Linked DNA regions of Homo sapiens: region 2 is linked to region 1. Evidence: read pairs that join two places in POLR2A ChIA-PET (ENCODE). Cell type or tissue: PC-9. All regions are shown on one strand.

Region 1 (8,000 bases):
AAACCTACCGTGCACCCACAGAATCCCATTTCCTAGGCTCCTCTTGGGGTGGTTATATCTAACACCTGCTAAAGTAGATTGCTAACATTTCTCAAGTGAGCACAAAGTACTTTGCTACATTTTATCTTGTTGCTTAAATTCATTTCCCTAAAACATGAAGCAAAAATTTTGCTTAACTTAACTGTATCTGCTGAATAAGAGCAAGTGAAGAGGAAATGAGAAACACTTACTGCCCTGGCAGCTTCCCCAAAGTCAATCTTTAGCCGTCCCATGGCTCTTATGATTGCAATGATGGACTGTATAGTATTGCTGTAGACAACTACTTTATATTGTTTACATTCATCCTCTGAATAGCCATCCTCATGAATGATTCTTTAAAACAAAGAAAACCACAAGTCAATACCATGGACCTAAAATGAAAAGATACTATGGACTTTATATGCATTAGGAGAAATCCTAGTCTAACAAAACGCTACATTCCAACTTACTTCATCTGTTTCACAATGGTGCTTTTACCAGATTCTCCAGCACCTGTAAGAAAAGAAAACCAGACTTTGAATTTCTCGGTAATCAACATAAAAGTATAATATCAACATGAATGATAACTCTAGATTGATGAAAACCACGGGTCCTAGGGAAAATTTTGGTGAGGCTTTCATGTCTATCAAGAAAATGTATGGAGCTTCTCCACTACAGCATTTTGCTTTCTTTACATAACTCAGCAACCAAGTATAATTTATTGAAAGTGTCCTAGGGCTTGCTTGGTATCATTTGTGTAAAATAGGCATATCCAAGGACAGATGGCAACATAAACTTTTGGAGGAACTCATTCACTACATAAAACATGATATAAACACTGAACATGGGCAAAAATGAAATCATTATTTTTTGGTCTATTCATTTTTATTAATTCCTCTGTTGCTGCCTGCCTATACCACAGAAATGTTCTGAGAGCAATACTACCAGTCACAGGACTAAAGATGTTTCAAATAGAAGCAGAAAAGGCATTGTTCCTATCAATTTCTCACCATATGTCATCTCAAGACCACCCTGCCCTCCTTAGCCAGCTGGAATCACTTTAAACAAATGACCACAAATGTCAAGCTAGCCTTCTGACCTCCTTGACAAATCCACCTGCTAGATCTTCCCTAGTCAACTCATTTTCCTATCTTCCAAGATGCCTATATCACACCACCTCCTCTCTCTCAAATTTTATAAACCCCCTCCCAATTCTGACTCTCAACTGATGATCCTACCCTACTTTTCCATAAAAATTAAAGCAATCAGAAAAAACTACATTTTCCCACAACGACATCTACCAGTCTATCTGTACCTCCATTAATATTCTCTACCTTCATCAATGGATGAAAAGTCTCTGCCAATGTTTTAAAATCAACTTCTCCCCTTATGCACCTTCATTTTACCTACTCAAGGTCATGGCTGCTGCAATTTCCCATGATATTTTCCACATCTCAAATATGATCAGTTTTTTCTTTCCACTGGGTCATTCTCATCAGCATGCAAACTTACTATACTATTTTCCATCTTTAAATCAACACACATACACACCCCTAACTTTCCTTGACCCCACACATTTTCTTCTAGCTACCACACCATTTTCTCTATCCCTCTTTGCAGCAAAACTCCTCTAATGTGCCATCTATACTCAGTGCCTCCAATTTCGTACATCCAATTCTGTCCTTCAGCTATGCTAATCAGGCTTTCATCCCCACCACTCTAATAAAACTACTTCTCAAGGTCTCCAAAAACTTCCATCTTGACAAACCCAGTTGGTCAATTCTTGGTGCTCATCTTAGCCTCTCAAGCAGAATTTGTCTAAGTTGAAATATTTTCTTCACTAGGCAGGCTTCTAGCCAACATACCCTTCAGGTTTGATTCCTACTTCACTCCTCAATCTCCTCTCTCCAGTTTCTGAATTATTATTATTATTATTATTTGAGATGGAGTCCCGCTCTGTAGCCCAGGCTGGAGTGCAATGGTACAATCTCGGCTCACCGCAACCTCCGCCTCCCAGGTTCAAGCAATTCTCCTGCCTCAGCCTCCTGAGTAGCTGAGATTACAGGCGCCTGCCACAACACCCAGCTGATTTTTGTATTTTTAGTAGAGACAGGGTTTTTCACCATATTAGCCAGGCTGGTCACAAACTCCTGACCTCAGGTGATCTGCCCGCCTCAGCCTCCTAAAGTGCTAGTATTACAGGCGAAAGCCACCGCACCCAACCCAGTTTCTGAATTCTAAAGGTTATATTGCTTCAGGGGTCCCTCCTTGGCCCTTTTCCCTATCTAAACTCATTCTCTAAGTTATCTAATCTCATGGTCTTTATTTTTTGGAGACAGACTCTTGCTCTGTCACCCAGGCTGGAGTGCAGTGGCGCAATCTTGGCTCACTGCAACATCTGCCTCCCAGGTTCAAGTGATTCTCCTGCCTCAGCCTCCTGAGTAGCTGGGACTACAGGCACACGCCACCACACCTGGCTAATTTTTGTATTTTTAGTAGAGACGGGGTTTCACCATGTTTGCCAGGCTGCTCTCGAACTCCTGGGCTCAAGCGATCCACCTGCCTCGGCCTCCCAAAATGCTGGGATTACAGAAGTGAGCAATCGCACCCGGCCCTAATCTCATGGCTTAAACACTATTCAAAAACTGATCCTAACAGTTAACATCTAGTGAGTACCCTCGGCCACACTGTTCTAATCACTTTGTTTGTAATAACTAATTTAATCCTCACAATAACCCTATGAGGTAGACATTATTACCCCCATTTTACAGATGAGATAAATGATGCAGACAGATGTCAAGTAACTTGCCTATAATTACACAGTTAGTAAGTGGCAGAACTGAAATTTGCATTCACAGTTTGGCTCCAAAGCTGGTGTATACTGTCTCTATACTAATGATTTCCAAATTTAGATCTCTAATCTTGGCTTCTAACCTTGGCTCCAGATTCATATATCTAAACCATCTACCTGATATTAGATTTCTAGTAGGTATTTAGATTTCACAAACCTAAAATGCTCAAAACTGAGATACTGATTCCCCAACTCACTCTCACCTCAAAACAAACCCTGCTCCTCCCTCAGTCTTCTCATTCCAGTAAATGGCACCAACATTCACCAGTTGCTCAAGCCAAAAATGTTAAATGACATGTGACTAACGTGCAGATAAGACAAGGATGCCAGTGCCAATCTGTATATTAAATATTAGTAAAGCTTAATTTTTTTAAATAAAGCAATATAAATAGTTAATATAATAGTTTTAACAGTTTGTTCCTGAACATTGGAAACCATAGGCCTAGATCACTGCAAAAGCTTCCTAAATAGTTCAGTGCTTCAGACCTTGCCTTTTCTAAAGCCAGTTTGCCAGTCAGTAGGTGGAATAAACTTTGTAAAATGTAAATTAGATCTTGTCACACGATCTTCAATTATACTCAAAATCCATGGGCATTATGGTGCAATATGCTCTGGCCCCTGCCTACCTCTTCACCCTCATCTCTTGTTACTCTCCACTTTGTCCTCACAGCTCTTGTCAGACCAGCATTCTTGCTTTTCCTCCAACATACCAAACCGGTTCTTACTGAGTTAGGTCCTGACTCTGTCTTTCCTGTCTTTGCGTTTACTGTTACCTGAAATAAGTTTTGCAAGATTTTCTTCCTCACAGGAACAGCCTTTTCTGACTAATCTATCTAAATAGCTCCCACCCCGTCACAGTCTCTCCCCTTATTCTGTGTTATATTTTTTCATAGCACTTACCACTTCTTCACATGACAGATTAGCTCATTTCTTATCTTCCCCACTAAAATATAAGCTCCATGAAGGCTTATTCATCCCTGCATTCCCAGGGCCTTAAACTGGTCATGACATAAATTATCTACTCAAATAAATATTACTAAACAATGAATAATATTTAGTAACCATGATTCTTTACTAAATATTTCTCAACTTTACTAACCAAAAGTTAATTAAAATCCAAATATAAAAATTCTAGACAACTACATTCTTACAGAATCAAAAGGTACATTTATATATGATCTTGTCTTATTACATAATCGATAATCAGGGGTAGTACTAAATAGTTAATACTCAAATAGCACATAGTGACTTTCTTAGGATGCTGTTATAAAAAGGTGAATCCTCTCATTCATATCTAAAAAATCCAATGATTCTACTCTGGGAAGAAAATACAAATGCATACCAGTTATATTTTAAATTGCTTAAAAGACAGAATTCCCAGATTATCCATAGTAACAAGAGCTACTAAATTAAGAAAAGTTGAGATTAATGAATTAATGTGTACCATTCTTTTATATATTGAAAACCACATTTCCATCATTCATGTGAGATTATCTTGAATGAAATAATAAATCCATTAATCTCAGAATCAATTTCTACCTATCTCATTAATCCTACCCTATGGATGCGCTGATTAAAAAAAAAAACAAAAAACCCTCTGTTGCCCTACCTCTCTCACATTTTTCCAAGGCTCCCTGAGAAAATGTCAGTTTGCCTTTCCCTTTATTATCACACTAATATCTTCTCCTGAGCTTCCAGTTCCATCTCAGGGGCACTATTTTTAAAACCATCAGTTTATCTAATAATTCTCCAAATTATTGAAACACTTTCTATAACCCTTTCTTATTAGGTCTGGGCTCTTCACTTTTACCTCAACTCTCTGTGCTCCATTGTTCTAGCAGTAAGCTCCCTTTTCATAACATCTCATTGTTGCGTTTTCCCCAAGCTGCTTCCTATGTTCCATCTCCCTACTCCACAACACATGTGGTGTTCAGAACTTCCTAATTTTATCTGCATCTTTTATCTATCTTTTTTCAAAAATGTATCACAAGTTTAAGGAGAGATTCAGTTGCCCATCTTCAATACACCAGGGAAGTAATAGTTGAAATACAAAGAATGGGAAGATGCAAAGGATACTGCAAAGACAGCAGCTATGGCTTCAAAAGGGAGGAACTGAAGAGGACTCTGTATGCAGAAGGGATGGAACTATGCAGGGGGTTAGGATACACAGGGGAGAAAAAGTTGGAAAGGTCCCAGAAACAGGAGGCAATAGGATCCGTTCAACACAGAAGCTTTATCCTTTAAAGGATATCCTATATAAGTAGGAGAAAAGGATGAGAGGTGAAGTCACGGAGATTTTTGAGAATAAAAGGAGGAAGGAAGCCATGTTAGTTTCATTCTCAATAAAAGAGGCAAGGCAATCTGCAGAGAATAAAGGGAGAGGATTAATTTAGAAAACTATCTGGGGACAGGGAATGGTTGGTTCACACCTATAATCCCATCACTCTGGGAGGCCAAGGCAGGAGGATCACTTGAGGCCATGAGTTCAAGACCAGCCTAGGCAACATAGGCAAACCTCATCTCTACCAAAAAAAAACAAACAACAAGAATAACACAAAAAATTAGCTGGGCCTGGTAGCACACACCTGTAATCCCAGCTACTTGGGAAAATCTCTTGAGCCCAGGAGTTCAAGGTTGCAGTGAGTTACAACTGTGCTACTGCACTCAAACCTGGGCACAGAGCAAGACCTTGTTCTGGCAAAAAGAAAAAGAAAATCATCTGTGTTTATCTACAGTTTGGATACATAATCATCAACACTGTTAGACCAAAAAAAAAATTCAACAATATGTACTCTAATGTAGAATCACTGTATTTACCTAAACATGGGGTTTTGTTTGTTTGTTTTTTGTTTTGAGACAGAGTCTTGCTCTGTCACCCAGGCTGGAGCGTAGTGGCGTAATCACAGCTCACTGTAGTCTCAATCTCCCAGGCTCAAGCAATCCTCCTCCCTCAGCCTCCTGAGTAGCTGGGAGTAGCTGGGACTACAGGGGCACACCACCATGCCTGGCTAATTTTTTTTTATTTTTAGTAGAGATGAAGTCTCACTATGTTGCCCAGGCTGGGCTCAAACTCCTGAGATCAAGCAATCCTCCCGCCTCACCTCCCAAAGTGCTGGTATTACAGGGGCGAGCCACTGCACCCAGACACATGTTCTTAATTGTATTTTTAAAAAGATCTCTGAGCAGGTACCAGAGCATATGCTCTCCACCCCTCAATAACATATATTACATTATGGGTATGCAAAGTGAGAGATGGTGATAATTTCTTTGCAAGATAATTTTTAAACAAGGCCCCAAGTGATTGGAATTTGGAACTGCTAAAACAAATAAACCATTATCACATATGAGCAAACTCATTCAGCTCACATACAGACTGATTTTAAAAATTAACCCTGACAGATGGCTAATTCTCAAAAAAAAAAAAAAACACTATCCCCTGAGTCCTTCTCTTTTTTCTCTTTCATTTGACTAAAGCCAGTCCAAAGAAAGTACATGAGTATACTATGTGAATTTCTATTTCTGTGCCTTCAAGCACAATGAATTTCCTCATCTGAATGGGGGTCAATAAAAAATGCTTAAAACAGTGCCTGGCACATAGTAAATGTTCCATAAATGTTAGCTAGCTATTATTTATGAATGCCATTTCCAATGTTGAGAATATCACCAAGTAACGTTAAGGCCTCGCAAAGTTTTATTTAGTAATAACAACTTGGATACTGATGTTGGTTCAAAATTCCAGTAAAAATGGTGTAACTATTTAGCAGTGGTTTCATAATAATAAAATCCTAGATAGAATCTGAATTCACACACTTAAACTGCAACTTATAACCTAAAAGTTACAGCAAACTATAATATATCAGAGCATTAGTCGTTTTCTTCACCCTATCCTGAAGAACAAAAATATTCTCTTCCTTAAATGTATTTTCAGCCCCAGATATTCCTGTCTACTATCGCCTCTCCTTTTCAACCATTTATACCTCTATAGCTTTTCCTTGAACCTTCCTCACAGGTCTCTCTGCACCACTACCACCTGAGATAGCAGTTATTCCAGGGGTACCTGAAACATCTCCTCTTCCTTTTAAATACTGGTTTCTATATAGAAATCTTAAAATTTTTAATAACAGGATTATAATTAGAGTATAGTCCCTCTTCCAGAGGTCTGGACAGCCAAGTCCCAGTATGGCACTATTTTTAGATAACCTTTTAGTCAGTGCTAGACCAAGACTCTCTCTTCTACGGGCCCCCATTATCAGACATATAGGAACATATGACTAGAATAGGCACAGACAGCCCCTCCCTCATGGCAGGCTGAAAGCTTGATCAGCAAATAAAATTGATTTTTTTGCTAACTTATTCTCACCTTTCATTTACAACAGGAAAGAAAAAAGAATTGTGAGTATCTACAACTAAAGATCATAGGAGTAAGTCCATTCTATTTCCAATAGGAGTACCTACTGCTCCCGGTTGATTCCTTTTAGTAACAGGTATAAGTATGTAACTCTAAAAATTCAGAGTAAGGTTATAAATGACATTTCAGGCCAGGTGCGGTGGCTCATGCCTGTAATCCCAGCACCTTGGGAGGCCGAGGCGGGTGGATCACCTGAGGTCAGGAGTTCGAGACCAGCCTGGCCAACATAGTGAAACCTCATCTCTACTAAAAATACAAAAAATTAGCCAGGTATGGTGGCGGGCACCTGTAATCCCAGCTATTCAGGAGGCTGAGGCAGGAGAATCGCTTGAATCCAGGAGGTGGAGGTTGCAGTGAGCAAAGACCGCGCCATTGCACTCCGGCCTGGGCAACAAGAGCAAACTCCATCTCGAACAAACAAAAAAGAATGACATTTCATTCAAACGGCTTTTCAAGGTACTATACTTAATTAAAAAACCAGTTGCTTCTTAGTTCAATAAAAGAAAAGGCTAGAAGAATAACAGATAGGAAAAACATCACTGAGCAAATAAAAAAATTTTTTTTCAACAAACATGTCTCCTACATGCCTGAAAATGCTGAATATGGTGACTTCAAATACAAATAAGTTTATGGACTTTACGGTCTGGTGGGAGAAGTTACAGATCTATTTTTCTTGTGAAATTACTAAGTTTCCTTAGCCTACAATCTCAAAATAGTTTTTCA
Region 2 (8,000 bases), 910 kb before region 1:
AAGGTCCCAGCATGCAAAGGCAAGACTGACAGGGAGCTGTTACCCTGGGAACTTGCAGCACTTCTCCCAAGACTCCCTGGGGGACCAATGGCTGGAAGACCAAGGACAGACCTCCCAGAGAGGACGATGAGATGCCCTTGCCCTCCCCTGGGCTCTGACACTCACCTGGTGATGGCATTGACCTCAGAGAGAGCAAAGACTGCAAGGAATACCACAAGGCCCCTCATCCTGGACTGCAGACTGGCCACTGCTCCAGCCAGAGCCCACTCCACAGCCTTTATAGAGGGAGCCAGGTGTCCTGTGGCTGGAAGCCCAGACTTCAGAGATAGCTCCTGACTGTAGGTCACTCCACAAATACAGTGAGACAACACTCAGGATACCTAAGACCCATGCTGATAAGGACCACTCACACCGAGTGAGGCCATCTGTGGCCCTTATCAGCATGGGGCTTAGGTATCCTGAGTGTTGTCTCAGAATATCTGTATTCCAGGGACTTCAAAGTTGAAGGATATACATGCCTGGTCTTCAGCCTGAGAAATGTCAACATAGGCCTCTCTGACCTGCTCCCCACTTGCAGACGGGACTTCTCGAGCCAACACAGGGGAGGCACTGCCAGAAATGTGTTCCATGTTCCACCTTATGCACTGTAAGAGGCCTGTTCCCCACAGATCCCACTCCAACCTTATCTGCCTCCCCTCCCGTGATCTGACTCCACTGGAAGCTGATAGCCTGCCCTATCCATGAATCTGCCCCCAGCCCAATTTTCTAGTGGCAGGGGTACTCGGTCTTCCCTCAAAGTGGCATCTGCGGCAGAGAGGAATTGTTCATTCTGTCATCCCCGTGAGTGGAGCTTGGGGTTTAGAGCACAGAGCAGGTGTGCCCTCCACTCCTACAGAGCACAGTCTAAGAGAGAAGGCAGGCCCAAGGCACATGCACCCCTAGGGACATAGGCCCTGTTCCACGGTGGAAGGGTGCTGAGGAGGGGAGGGGTAAATCGATGCCAGATCACACTGGCATTGGAAGAACGGGGCAGGGCTGAACCAGGAAGGCAGACAAGTGCCCCCACATAGAAGAAGAAGGGAAATATGGCAGTGATACGGTAGGGAACAGCTTAGGCCAGGACTCAGCCTCTGAGTCCCATTGGAGTGTACAGAGACAGCGCCTCAGAAGCACATGTGCAGGGGATGTGTTGAGTAGAGGCCCCTGGAGTCTAGGCCAGAGATTCTCTGAGGCTTGTAGCCAGAGAGAGAGTCAGGATAAGAAGGAAAACAAAGGATGTGGCCATGAAGCTGGTGGAGAAGATCATGTTCCAAGGACCAGGGGAGGCTAACGCTGGCAAATCAGGACTGTGTAAGGGTAAGGTGGGCAAAATAGGAAGGCAAGGGCTTCAGGTCCATGGGAGAGTGGGAGTGCCAGCTGCCCAATGCCTGGCAGGACAGATGTCCACGTGGAGAAGGAGGCCTGGTGGGGATGTAAGAAAGGGTAGGCAGGAGCAGCCAAAGAGGCTGGCATGTGGTGGCAGCAGAAACACCGGTGCCATGGAGAGGGACAGGCTCTGGAGTTGCATACATTTGATTTGCAGGGGCCTCAGGAGGGAACCTCAGGAGGGAGCCTCAGAAGGCCAGTAAAGAGAACTGATGTTTTGTAACAGAATGAGGAATGTGGTGAGATCTGATCCCCACCATGGCAATGCCTCCCACCCTGCCGCATCCCTTCACAAAGCCGAAGGCCAGGTCCCCAAAAGGCCAGGACACTGCCGCTCCTCATGCCCTGGGAAGTGGCCACAAACACATCCAGCTGTCTTGTGGCACCCACCCTCCCCAGATGCCGGGAGCAGAAATCAAAGTCAACGCTAAATAGCACAACTTGCTTCCTGATTTCTTCCCTGAGGTGGCCGCCCTGCCAGGCGCTGCGCCCTGCCCCATGCTGATGGCCCTGCCTCTGAGCAGTGCTTCCTGCCACACAGCACCAAGCGTAATGCATAGTAGGTGCTCAAGGAATGTTTGGTTAAGCAAATGAATGAGTGCATGGCCTTGCCACTACTTTTGAGAAGCAGCCAGAGAAGTAGCAAGTGACATCCTTATGATATCCTGCAGACAAGGAGATGGAGGCTCAGAGAGGTCAAAGGGTTGGCCTGTAATGAAGACAGAGCTTGGAACTATCCTGAGACTCCTAGTCTAACACAATGCACACTACACCACAGGGCCCAGTTGTTTACAAAATCAGGTGTGGAGGCAGCTCTGCTTCAAGCTCACTCCTCCCCACCTCTTGGCACCCCTCAGGATAGTAATATCCATGTGCAATGGGCCCTGTCTGCCGCATCTAGGGCTAGGGCTCTCTGGGATTAGCAAGATCAGGAGGAAGAAGGGCTGCACCACTTTGCCTCGTGTCACCAGTGATCCAACCTGAACCCAGCAACAAAGTCTCCTGAACAATGACCCTGGACATCAGGCTCAGCCAACTCTTCCACTGGAAGGTGACTCTCAAAGCCAAGAATCAAAGATCCCTTAGCACTGGTTGCTCTGTGTTTGTTCACAAGATTGGAGTCAGTCTAACAGCATTCAAGTACACACTATTAGGAACCCTGACCCAGAGGGCATGAAGCATTAGGAGAGCTTATCCCGGCAGGCCAAGAACTGCAAAAAGCTTTTAGGGTGGAGGGTAGGTCATGTGATAGAATTAAAAAGAGTCAAAGAGACCCAAGTTTATATTCCAGCTCCACTTTTTATTAGCTGGGTGCCTTGGAAACTTAGTTAAGCATTCTAAACTTCTGTTTGCTCACCTGTGAAATGGAGATTTTTAAAGGAGTAAATGCATAGTGTCTGACACTAAGTAAATATACCATAAATATTATAGATTTTTAGTGGGCTGAATAATATTCTGAGAGTGTTACGTATGTAGAAAGTCTGTTTTCTGCTTTCTCTTTATCTCATGAAAGGAAAAGCCTGCTCTGCCTTTCTTTGCCTCACAAAAGGTGTGTGCAGAGCAGAAACAGAAGTCACCTGCAGTGTTTTCAGGGCACTGTTGCCTGAAACCTAAGCCCATATGAGAACCCAAGGCTCCCTGGAGGATGCAGAAGGAAGAAGCAAGAGAGACAGGCAGGCCTCAAGTGGCAGGGCCTTGAGCCCTGCTCCCTGGTGGTAGCCCCGGGAAGTGGCAAGCCCAGAGAAGGGTGGCTGTGTGGCCTGTCTGGGGGAATATGACTAAGGCAGCTTCCAGAAGATTAGGTTGGCCCAGACAGGGCATGGAAGCAACGGGGGCTGGGGCAGGGACAAGAAAGACCTGGCATGCTGGAGAGTCACCTGGATCAAAGCACAACAATGGGGCATTGACAAAAATGACCAAGATTAATTTTCCTCTCAACCTTAGGGAGGAAGGCAGGGATAGGCAGGAGGGCCAGTGGGGGAGGAAGGGAGGGATGCACCACCAGCCTGACTCAGCAGCGAACTCTCCTGGACAATGGCCCTGGATGCCAGACTCAGCCACCTCTTTCTGTGCTCTTGAAAGATGGGGGCACACTGCAGAAATTCAACTGATTTACAGAAAACGAAAAGACCTGCTGCTCTGTGCACACCTGAGATTTGGACTAGCACCATGAGCTTGTAAATCTCACATTTTACAGATAAGGAAATAGAACCAGGGATTGAACTGAGTCATTCAGAGTCACACAACTGTAGTCATCTGTGAGTCACATTTGTAGAAAGCCAAACACATGCCAGCACTTGATACTCTTATCTTTGATCCTTACATGACCCTCTCAGTATCTCTGCCTCAAGCCTTTGGAAGAGGAAAATGAGACATGGAGAAGTAACTTGCTCAAGGTCACACCGCTTTGCAGTCAACCCAGGACTTGAGCCCAGGATGGTCACACATGCACTCCCAGGGGCTATACTCCCCTGCCACCTGGCCCCCTCCAGCATGCGGCATCATCCCTTTGGACTTCCTCCTGAAGTACTTTTCACAGTGGGGTCACACATTAGATCCTTCCATCTCCCATCCGATGGTGGGCTCCCTAGTCTCTGTGTCCATAGCAAATGCATAGAAGATGCTCAATAAATTGACTTGAATTATCTTTATTGATGCTCATATCTGAGTGGAGATCAGACGCTTATGTCAAGGTGTTACAGTAGGTAGCTAGCCATGTATGAGTACAGCAGAAGACTCTCCACACACACGTCAGGAGTGTTTGGTGACCATCAGGTGATGGTCAGGCGGTTGTTAACTGTCTCTCTAAAGTAATAATTGGTCACAGCCAGCACCAGCAAAAGGCAGTCTCCTAGTAGATAGAAAACACCTGGAACTGGTGATCAGCAGCTTCCCAATAAGATCTCAGGAGTCGGGAGAAATAATGCAAGATCCCAGAAGTATGCCAATGTATAAAACCCCGAGTCACGAGGTCAAGCCACGCACTTGGTCTCAAGTCGCCTGTTTGGCCCTCTTCCAAGAGTACTTTCCTTCCTTTCCTTACGGCACTAAAGCTTTTTAATAAACTTTCACTCCTACTCTAAAACTGCCTTGGTCTCTCCTTCTGCTCTTTTGCCCCTCACTTGAATTCTTTTTTCTGGGTAGACAAGAATTGAGGTTGCTGCAGACCTGTACAGATAACTACCACTGCTAACAAAACAGGGTGTCCCTGGGCACTGATTTGTTATAGCCACTTTGTGGGTCAGTCCCCAGGCTCAAGGAATCTAGACCAAGGGGAGTCATCCCCCTCCAGCACCAGGTAACCAGTGATGAAATCTTATCGTGGCTTTTCTAAACACTTTTTAGAATTTTTAGAATTCTGCAATTCAGCAAAAGATGACTGAATCATGTCCACACTTGAAAAGCCCCAGAGCCTGAAGAAGACTAAGGGGCCCTGGGGCATTTGCTGTAGGACAAATAGAGAGCAATTGCTCAAGTGGAAGAGACCCCAGGAGGTGGAGACCTAACAAACGTCGCCCCGCACATTTGTAGAAATCCCCACCCTTCTTCTTCCTCCCCACAAAATGGCCACTGTGCGTGGTGTAATGGCCCGTCCACGTGCTGAGGTCAGCAGAACATTTAGGTGAGAATAACTCCCAGCCTCCATACCTGCACAGTTATTTGTTCTGCATTAAGTGGCCTGAGTCCTGGAAACCTCTGCCCAATGCATGATGGAATTGCCAGGTCCTCTTGGGAGAAAGAATGGGGCGTGGGCCCCACCCTGCTCATGGAAGAGCATATTATTAGTTCTGAGAAACAGCAATAGTGAAACCTATTCCTGGTTCCTGAATGGGAAGGGAGAGGGGGATAGAAGGAAGGAGAAGAGGCAATTACCACAACTACCATGCAGGCCTCTGGGCAGGGAGGGCGGCACCCAGCAGACAGAAGCCCATAGGCTGGTCAACCAGGACCTCATCAGGCCACTCCCAGTTCAGGAGCCTTTACCAGCAGAGACCTGCAGACCAAGCTCCTGACCACCAGGAGTCTGGCCCCATCCACTTTCCCAGCCTCATCTCTGCAGCTTCCCAAACAGGAACCAGGCACAAACACTCACCATGCCTCAATCATGACATGCATGATCCTGTCTCCACACTCTGCTCAGTGCTTCATTGAGATTGGAACACCCTCCCCACCTCTCTCCATCTTGGAGAAACTTACCTAATACTTTTTGATGTGTTTCAACGTGACATGCAACTTCTCCCCTCACTGTGCTTTTACCTATGCTATACCTCTGCCCAAATGCCCTTCTCTCTATTTTCTGCCTACCCATCTTCTTCAAGATTCTGCTCAAAAGATATGTCCTATGGGCTGGGCATGGGCTCAGTGGCTCACATCTGTAATCCCAACAATTTGAGAGACTGAGGCAGGAGGATCACTTGAGCCCAGGAGTTCAAGACCAGCCTGAGAAATATAATGAGACCCCATCTCTGTTGTAAATAAATAAAGAAATAATTTTAGAAAATGATATGTCCTGTGTGAAGCCTTTTCTTATATCTCCTATGAGATCAATTAGGAATGGGTTTGGCTGCAAGTAATTGAAAATCTGACTACAGTGGTTTAAATAGCAGTTTATTTTTCTCACAAAACAAGAAGTCCAGAAAAATACAGAATTGGTTCAATGGACACCACTGCAATTCATTTGGCCTTTTCCTTATGGCTGCAAATGGCTGTTACAGCAGCAAACATCGCATCCCATCCCAAAGCAAGAAGAAGGGGAAGCGGGAAGAAGCAGTACCAGCAGACCGCTCATGCCTGATGAACTTCATTTTATAGCTCCCAGCTACAAGGTAGGCCGGAAAATTGAGGATTGCACTTTTTTGTCTGTATAGTGGAAGCAGACAATCAGGTTCTGTTGAGCCCACCCACATTGTCTGCAGTAACCACCCACTCCACCACCAGCGCAGTTTGCTCCTCGGTCTGGGATGTTCTCAGAGTGCTTATCTCACTGCTCAGTGATGGCTTACACATCAGCCTCCCTCTGGACTAAGAACTCTAGGGCAGGAATTTTGTCTGAATTTTCTCTGTAACTCTAAACACCTAGAACAATGCCTGACCTAAAATAAGCACTCAGTAAATGTTAAATTCATCCTCCCATTCACTCAACAGCTATATACAGAAGTAAGCAAATGAGGCCATGGGACTTCCTTCCCAAAAGAGGTCTCCAGTGGCTGAAATCAGGGAGTAAGTGCCCACGTGACCCACATATGGACAGTCAGTGGCCTGTGGCCCACCACAGCAACACCTCCTCCTCTGCCAATGAGGTCACCTGGCCCTTGTGCCAAGCACTGAGCATGTAGAGGTGAGTAAGCTCCTCTCCCTGCCCTCAGGGAGCTTGTAGTCCAGTGGAACACACAGACGTGTAGGCAACTAAGTATAATTCAATGCATGAGTCCTTTCCTTGGCTTACGGACCAGTGCTACTGGGGAAGGGAGAGTAGAGCACTCGCCTGTATGAGGAAAGGCAGGGAGCTTCATCCAGGGATGAGCTGGTATATTGATCATGTTCTCTGATTTTCCATATTCTTGATGCTCTGGCATCTGGGGCCTTGATCCTTGAGAGACTGCCCTCACAGGACTAGCTAATTCCTAGGCATGGCGAAAGACTCCCCTGTGAGCCTGTCTTTGATATACGAACCAACCCACCCACAGCCCACACCCCCAACCCTCTCCTTTATCAAACTCTCAAAAAGCAAGCCAATTTTCTCCCTGCCCTAAACCACCCCAGGGTCAAATACCACTCCTCCAGCCCAGAGTCCGCTGAAATTACTCAAACTATACAATTCTAAGCTTACTCAGAATACCTACCCTGTGTCACCCATTCCTTCATGTAATAATGCAATAAAGGCTCTATGTCACAATTTCCTTTCCCTTGACCACCCCAGACAACTCCCCCCCAACCTCCACCTCCTGACTGACCCCAGTGCTTCCCAATGTGGCCCTACATGCCTCCTATGTCTAGGGGTCTGTAAGTATAAACTTCTTCCTTCATGACAATCATGTCCATGTCTGCATGTCCTACCATACCTAATTAAAACAAACCCCAGGTATAAATTTCAGAACAGCTGGCTAGAAGGGATATAATGGGGCTAGTCCTGGGGAGCATCTAGCACATCCCTAGGCAGATCTAGCCGGGAAACTCAGCTGACAGGTGCTGCACTGATCAAGGTAACACTGAGATGCTGACTTAGATACAGAGTGAGAGATGAGATGACCCCTGGGAGATCCTCCTCCCCCTAGTCTGGACCCTCTTTGATGCTCCCAACTAGAGGACTAGACATCAGTTTCATGATGCTCCTGCCACTAACATTTCAAGCTAATTTGGGAAGTGGTGAGGAGAGATCCAGCTGCCCCCTCAGCAAAGCATCAAGCTTGATCACATAACAATGAATGTTGGCAAGCATGGCCACTGACCAGGCAGCATCCTAAGCCCTTTACATGTATAAAATCACTTCTTCCCAGCCACACACCACCACAATCCTGTAAATGAGGTACTATCTGTCTCATTTTAAGGGAACCGAAGCACAGATCAGTTCAATA

Evidence for each region. Peaks named below come from ENCODE experiments on the same cell type or tissue, not always from the same donor. Only the 100,000 strongest peaks of a DNase experiment are listed, where the experiment ranks them.
Region 2: POLR2A ChIA-PET joins it to region 1 with 7 read pairs; 1 of 35 experiments calls an interaction of 5 or more read pairs at or near these places.

What each region holds. Positions count from the first base shown.
Region 1 is chr1:109,566,268-109,574,267 of GRCh38, reverse strand. It overlaps GNAI3 (G protein subunit alpha i3), which reads right to left. Exons shown (of 9, transcript NM_006496.4): 2 at 489-531; 3 at 231-372. Among named protein-coding and RNA genes, the nearest start is that of GNAI3, 22 kb to the right of the region's middle. In PC-9, no CTCF peak of the experiment used is centred here; a DNase peak (open chromatin) is centred at 3,577; H3K4me3 peaks cover 1,170 bases; H3K27ac peaks cover 3,343 bases.
Region 2 is chr1:110,472,993-110,480,992 of GRCh38, reverse strand. It overlaps LOC105378899 (a long non-coding RNA gene), which reads left to right and starts at 7,347. Exons shown (of 2, transcript XR_947699.2): 1 at 7,347-7,428. It overlaps LOC105378898 (a long non-coding RNA gene), which reads right to left and starts at 7,236. Exons shown (of 2, transcript XR_001738181.1): 1 at 7,199-7,236; 2 at 6,911-7,049. It also overlaps the pseudogene CYMP. RefSeq lists enhancers at 2,704-3,204, 3,205-3,705 and a silencer at 2,952-3,246. In PC-9, CTCF peaks have their summits at 2,876 and 3,081; DNase peaks (open chromatin) are centred at 3,312 and 3,662; H3K27ac peaks cover 2,477 bases.